2 separate regions of the Homo sapiens genome follow, and region 2 is linked to region 1. Evidence: chromatin loops called from intact Hi-C (ENCODE). Cell type or tissue: mammary epithelial cell. All regions are shown on one strand. Links, peaks and the distances in the headings refer to the core of each region. The heading gives the core; the rest is flanking DNA.

Region 1 (2,906 bases), core at 237-2,736:
TGGGCCATTCCGCTGGCCCCTCCTTCACTCCATGAGCATAGACAAGAGGGCGGGCCCGGGCAAGCTCATGCCTCTGCTGCACCTGCGGCCTGCCTCAGTTCCCAAGCTCCCCAAAAGTGATCTTCTCGCCTAAATGTGGTTCTAACACCCCAAAACAAGTGATTTTTGCACAACACAGCCCTAACTGCAGGCCAATCACTTCACCTGGTACTCAACCAAACAGTAATGTGTTCCCACATGGGCAAGAAATGACTACATGGGACCTCAAGATGTTGGTCTTCAATAGGGCACCTTCCTTAGATTTCTAAGAGGAATTTTAATTACACTCCATTTTTATCTTAGGCACTGACCTTAGAACTGAATCCTGGAGAGAGCTGAGACTCTTCTGTGGCAGTACCATGGGACACATAGAAGTAGCCTATACCCTGGCTCTGGAAGTTGGGGACTGCCTCCTAGAAGGGCCCCTAAGACCTTAAGTTGGTGAGGGGAAGATTGAGGCGGGAGGGGGAGAAGCCTGGGCGGAAGCATGTCACTGGAGGTAGAAACAGCTCTGTGCACAGTCTGTAGGGCTAGTGAGATCAAGATACATTTAGGGAACTGGTGAGCAGAGGGCAGGGGAGATGGGGAGAACAGGCCAGGGATACTGCCAGAGGATAGACCTTGGTGAGCCTCATAACATGCTATCAAAAAGGGTGGAATTTATGTATGTATGTATTTTTTGAGACAGGTCTTGCTCTGCTGCCCAGGCTGGAGTGCAGTGGCTTGATCATAGCTCACCACAGCCTTGAATTACTGGGCTCATGCGATCAGGAGTGTGGAATTTATTCTCGGGGCAATAGTGAAGCTTTGGAAAACGTTCAAGCAGAGGAATAACAGAATCAGATATATATTTAAGAAAGTTCATCCTGAAGCATGTGAAAAGGTGCCCGACATCATTAGTCATTAGGGAAATACAAATCAAAACCACAATGAGAGCCAGGCGTGGTGGCTCATGCCTGTAATCTCGGCACTTTGGGAGGTCAAGGCAGGAGGATCACTTGAGGCCAGGAGTGCTAGACGGCCTGGGCAACATAACGAAACCCCATCTGTACAAAATGTATTTTAAAAAGAAAAAATAAAAACAAAAAACTACAATGAGATACCACTTCACACCAGAAAATAATGAGTGTTGGTGGAGATGTGGAGAAACTGGAACCCTCGCACACTGCTGGTGGAATGGAAAATGATACAGCTGCTTGGAAAAACCACCTGGTGGTTCCTGAAAAGGTTAAAGATAATTATGACTCAGCAATTCCACTCCTAGGTATATACCCAAGAGTCATGAAAATACCTGTCCCTGCAAAAACTTGTTCGGGAATGTTCGTAGCAACACTATTCATAATAGCCAAAAAGTAGGGCCAGGTGCAGTGGCTCACACCTGTAATCCCAGAACTTTGGGAGGAAGAGGTGGGCAGATCACCTGAGGTCAGGAGTTCGAGACCAGCCTGACCAACATGGTGAAACCCTGTCTCTACTAAAAATACAAAAAATTAGCCAGCGTGGTGGCACATGCCTGTAATCCCAGCTACTCTGGAGGCTGAGGCAGGAGAATCGCTTGAACCCCGGAGGTGGAGGTTGCAGTGGGCCGAGATCGTGCCATTGCACTCCAGCCTGCACAACAAGAGCGAAACTGTGTCTCAAAAATAAATAATAGAAATAGAAATATATATATATAGCCCTAAAGTAGAAACAACTCAAATGCCCATTAACCAATGTGGATTAAAAAAAAGGTGGCATACCCATAAAATGGACTATTATTTGGCAATTTTAAAAAATGAAATACTGATAGAAGCTATGACATGGATGAACCTCAGAAATATGTTAAGAAGCCAGTCACAAATAGACACATAGTATATGATCCCATTTATATGAACTATCCAGAACAGGCAAATCCACAGAGAGAGAAGGAAGATCAGTGGTGGCCAGAGGCTAAGAGGGAAGAGGGAATAGGGAGAATTGCTAATGGACTCAGGGTTTCTTTGGGTGATCAAAGTGTTTTAAAATTGATTACGGTGCTGGTGCATAACTGTAAATATACTAAAAGCCACTCAAGTGTACACTTTAAATGGCTGAACTGTATGCAAATTACATCTAAATTAAGCTGGTAACAACAACAAAGGTTCATCCCGCTGCAGTGTGCAGAATGGAGACAGGGCAGAGACCAGTGAAGAGGCTGCTGTACAAATGCAGCTGGAAAGGGCAGTGGCTGAAGAACGGAGAGGGGTTCACAGGATCAGACTACAAGGGGGCCAGAGGAGGAGACTACATCCTGAGGACGCCACAAATTATCCTGGGTACCTGGTAACTCTCCAGAGAGGAGAGTGGGAAACAAATGAGGTATCTGCAATTATCATCAAGCAGCAAACATGTATGTAAAATCTCCTACACATAAGACTAAGAGGAACACACAAAGTGTGCAGCCCTGTGCCCACATGTGTGGGGAGTGTCCAGGGTAAAATCACGCCCAGCTGCCTGCCACGGGCCTGTCCTGACTATCCATTCTTACTCTTAAACTCCAAAGAAAAGGCCTCATCATTCAGGACACACTCAAGATGTTGCAAGATCTGAGTGACTGAGAGTGGGCAGGAGGGTTAGAGAAACTAATAAGGCCAGTAACTCCGAGAAGTAAAAATCTTTAAAGCTGCCTTTCTGGGTTCTCTCTGTGTGTCTGTGAAAACTGTAAGGTTACTCGAGTGTGTATTTCTCTTGGTTACATCAAAGACCCAGTTTTGACTGCACACCACCTCCTTCCAGAATGGCTTCGCTGATCTGTAGCAGGAGACTGCTGAGTGCTGAAAGGCCGTGGAACAAATGGACCTGAGCTGCTGGTGTAAAACCAAAAGGAAAGTCTGTGAAGGAGCATATTC
Region 2 (2,906 bases), core at 148-2,647, 55 kb before region 1:
TTGGGTAAGAAAGTGGGTGCGGAGAGCGATGCCGCTGCCCCGCCCAGCCGCCATCCAGCCTGAGCACCTCCCCATCACTGCCCACTGGTGCCAGGCAGGGCCAGGGCACTCCCAGCCTCCATCACCTCTGTGTCAGGCTGAGTGCCACAGCCTCAGCAAGCTCATGAAGATGGAGACTCTCCCACCTGCTCGCTGAGACGGTACACGTAGACTCTGCCTTCTTCTCCATGAACGTGGTAAAATGGAGCAGCCACCAGCAAGAAGTCCGTGCTTCCATCCATGTCAATGTCCACAGGGCACAGCTCAGAGCCAAAATAGGACCCCATCTACAGCCCGGGAGGAACTCAGCTCACCAGGAGCCCCGCTCCTGCACCCCTCAGCAAGGCTACACCCCTGCCCGCGTGCTTCCTGGACCACCCAATTTGGGTCGTTACATATCAATTTGCTCACTGAGAGTAACAGAAGAGTGGAGGAGCAGCCCAGGCCCCACAGCGGAGGAAACTGCCTAGCAATCAGACATGCAGAGCTGAAGCAGAGCCCTCGAGCTCCACTCAGGAGCCTGAGTTTCACCCAGCCCGGGCCCTGGCCCACTGTGCACCGTGGGACCCACTCCTTTCCCTTGGGGGCCTCCAGATTCCCCATCGGTCATAAGGGGTGGAGGCTTTCCCCAGCAGGTACCTGCTCTCCCTCCAGCACTGGCAGGAAGCTGGCCTCTCTGCCCTCCTTCTGGAGCTCAAACACGGCCCCATGATGTTTGTACCGTGGAGCCCCCGCGATGTAGGAGAGGCTGCAGGTCTTGTGCAGCACGGCCACAGCGTAACCTGGGGCAAGGGTGGTGTGGCTGTGAACACACCGTGTGCTCCCACCTGGCCTCTCTCTTGGCCCCGGCACCTTCCCAGTCAGGCCTTCAAAGTGGCCTGGGGAGGGGGGCAAAATAGGAGAGACTGTCTTTCTCACTATGTTAAAAATCGGCATCAGCGAGCACTCTCACTTTGCCAGTCACACACATCCCCATCACACAGATATGATGCACACGCTGTCTGTCACGTATGCAGCTTTGCTCGAAATACTCGTTCGCACACATTCACTACCCACGCTCCCACACACACCCTAGGAGGACGGAGAAGAGGGGTGAGAGGACGCCCACCACTATTATTATTTTTATTTATTTATTTATTTATTTTTGAGACAGAGTCTCAGTCTGTCGCCCACGCTGGAGTGCAGTGGCACAGTCTTGGCTCATTGCAACCTCCCCCTCCCGGGTTCAAGCGATTCTTGTGCCTCAGCCTTCCGAGTACGTGGGACTACAGGCATCCGCCACCACGCCTAGCTAATTTTTGTATTTTTAGTAGAGACAGGGTTTTGCCATGTTGGCCGGGCTGGTCTCCAGACCTCAGATGATCCGCCCGCATCGGCCTCCTGGGATTACAGGCGTGAGCTACTGCACCACTATTATTAATGGAGAGGCCCCGCCCTCCCCTGGGTGGCTGCTGTGCCTGGTGTGTACCTGACAGGCCTTGTACCTACCCAGGAGGCTGTAGTACTCAGCCTCACGGTCCCTAACCAGGACCCGCCCCTCGGCCCATGTGACTGACCAGGTCCCGCCCCCATCCGGAAACCTCAAGTGCAGCCTAATGCGCAGCCTCGGTGTCCCCATCTCGGCCCCGCCCTCGCCCAGGTGGCCTCTAGGCCCCGCCCTCACCCAGGTGGTCTCCAGGCCCCACCCTCCTCACGTAACTTCCAGGCCCCGCCCTCTCCCAGGTAGCCCCCAGGCCCCACCCTCGCCCACGTGGCCTCCATGCCCCGCCCTCACCCAGGTAGCCCCCAGGCCCCACCCTCGCCCAGGTAGCCTCCAGGCCCCGCCCTCACCCAGGTAGCCCCCAGGCCCCACCCTCGCCCAGGTAGGCCCCGCCCTCGCCCACGTAGCCCTCAGGCCCCACCCTCGCCCAGGGAGCCTCCAGGCCCCGCCCTCATCAGGTGGCCCCGCCCTCATCAGGTGGCCCCGCCCTCACCCAGGTAGCTGTACTGCGCAGCCTCCGCGTCTGCCGCCGCCGCCGCTGTCTGGTTCAGGAAGCGGCCCCGGCGGCTGCGTGTGTCGTAGAGCAACGCCCCTCCGGACCAGTCAAAGGCCCCGACGGCGCCGAGCAGCACCTGCCGCTGAAGGGGACGGGGATGGGGCCCAGATGAGTGGGAGGGACCCAAGGCCGGGCCACGGTGGCCGCGGGTCTCCGGGCCAGCGCGGCTAACCTGGCTGGGAGCAGGGGGGCGTTCGGTGGTCTAGTGCCCGCCTGGCCAGAGATGCAGGCGGGAAGGTGAGATGGCCAACACTGGGCTCCTGCCTCGTGCCCTTGCACTCCCTCCTCCGGGAGAAGCAAGCAGCTTGGTTGATAAGCTGACCCAGGCCGAGTCCTGTTGCCTGGTCTGTATTCAGGGGAACAACTGGATGTTTGAGCACACAGAAAAAAGCGACCTCCTGTCATCAATATGGCCACCCTTTTGTTGCAGTGAGCCGAGACTGCACCGCTGCACTCCAGACTGGGCGACAGAGCAAGACTCCGTCTCAAAATAAATAAATAAATTAATTAATTAAAATAAAATCGCTCTTTTACAGGAATCACCACAGGTAGGGCAGAGCCCTGGATGGGAGGCAGGAGTCCCTGAATCCTAGGTGTCCTGGGCCCCTCACCAATGGGCAAGCCTGCCTGGTGCTGAGTCAGCCACGTACCTCATCCAGGATCTGAGCACTGAAGCCAATCTGTGCCAGCTGGTAGTGAAGGGCGTCTCCAACCGTGCCTGCAAGCCAAGAAGCCCAGTGAGACTGCTGTGGGCCGAGGTGAAGGGAGAAACTGAGTCAGGGGACAGTCCAGCTTGGCCTCACTCCCAGAAGGAACCATGCTTGGTGTAAC

Evidence for each region. Peaks named below come from ENCODE experiments on the same cell type or tissue, not always from the same donor. Only the 100,000 strongest peaks of a DNase experiment are listed, where the experiment ranks them.
Region 2: a loop joins it to region 1, with 3 times the contacts of the local background. A loop is called at or near these places in 10 of 110 quality-filtered maps.

Annotation. Positions count from the first base shown.
Region 1 is chr17:3,808,029-3,810,934 of GRCh38, forward strand. NCBP3 (nuclear cap binding subunit 3) reads right to left here. Exons shown (of 13, transcript NM_001114118.3): 13 at 1-2,906. Among named protein-coding and RNA genes, the nearest start is that of ITGAE, 8.3 kb to the left of the region's middle. In mammary epithelial cell, for the core only: a CTCF peak has its summit at 1,249; DNase peaks (open chromatin) are centred at 933 and 1,313; H3K27ac peaks cover 1,094 bases.
Region 2 is chr17:3,753,105-3,756,010 of GRCh38, forward strand. ITGAE (integrin subunit alpha E) reads right to left here. Exons shown (of 31, transcript NM_002208.5): 11 at 2,726-2,793; 12 at 2,013-2,157; 13 at 679-821; 14 at 186-326. Among named protein-coding and RNA genes, the nearest start is that of HASPIN, 31 kb to the left of the region's middle. RefSeq lists an enhancer at 2,037-2,740. In mammary epithelial cell, for the core only: no CTCF peak of the experiment used is centred there; a DNase peak (open chromatin) is centred at 1,657; H3K4me3 peaks cover 844 bases; H3K27ac peaks cover 361 bases.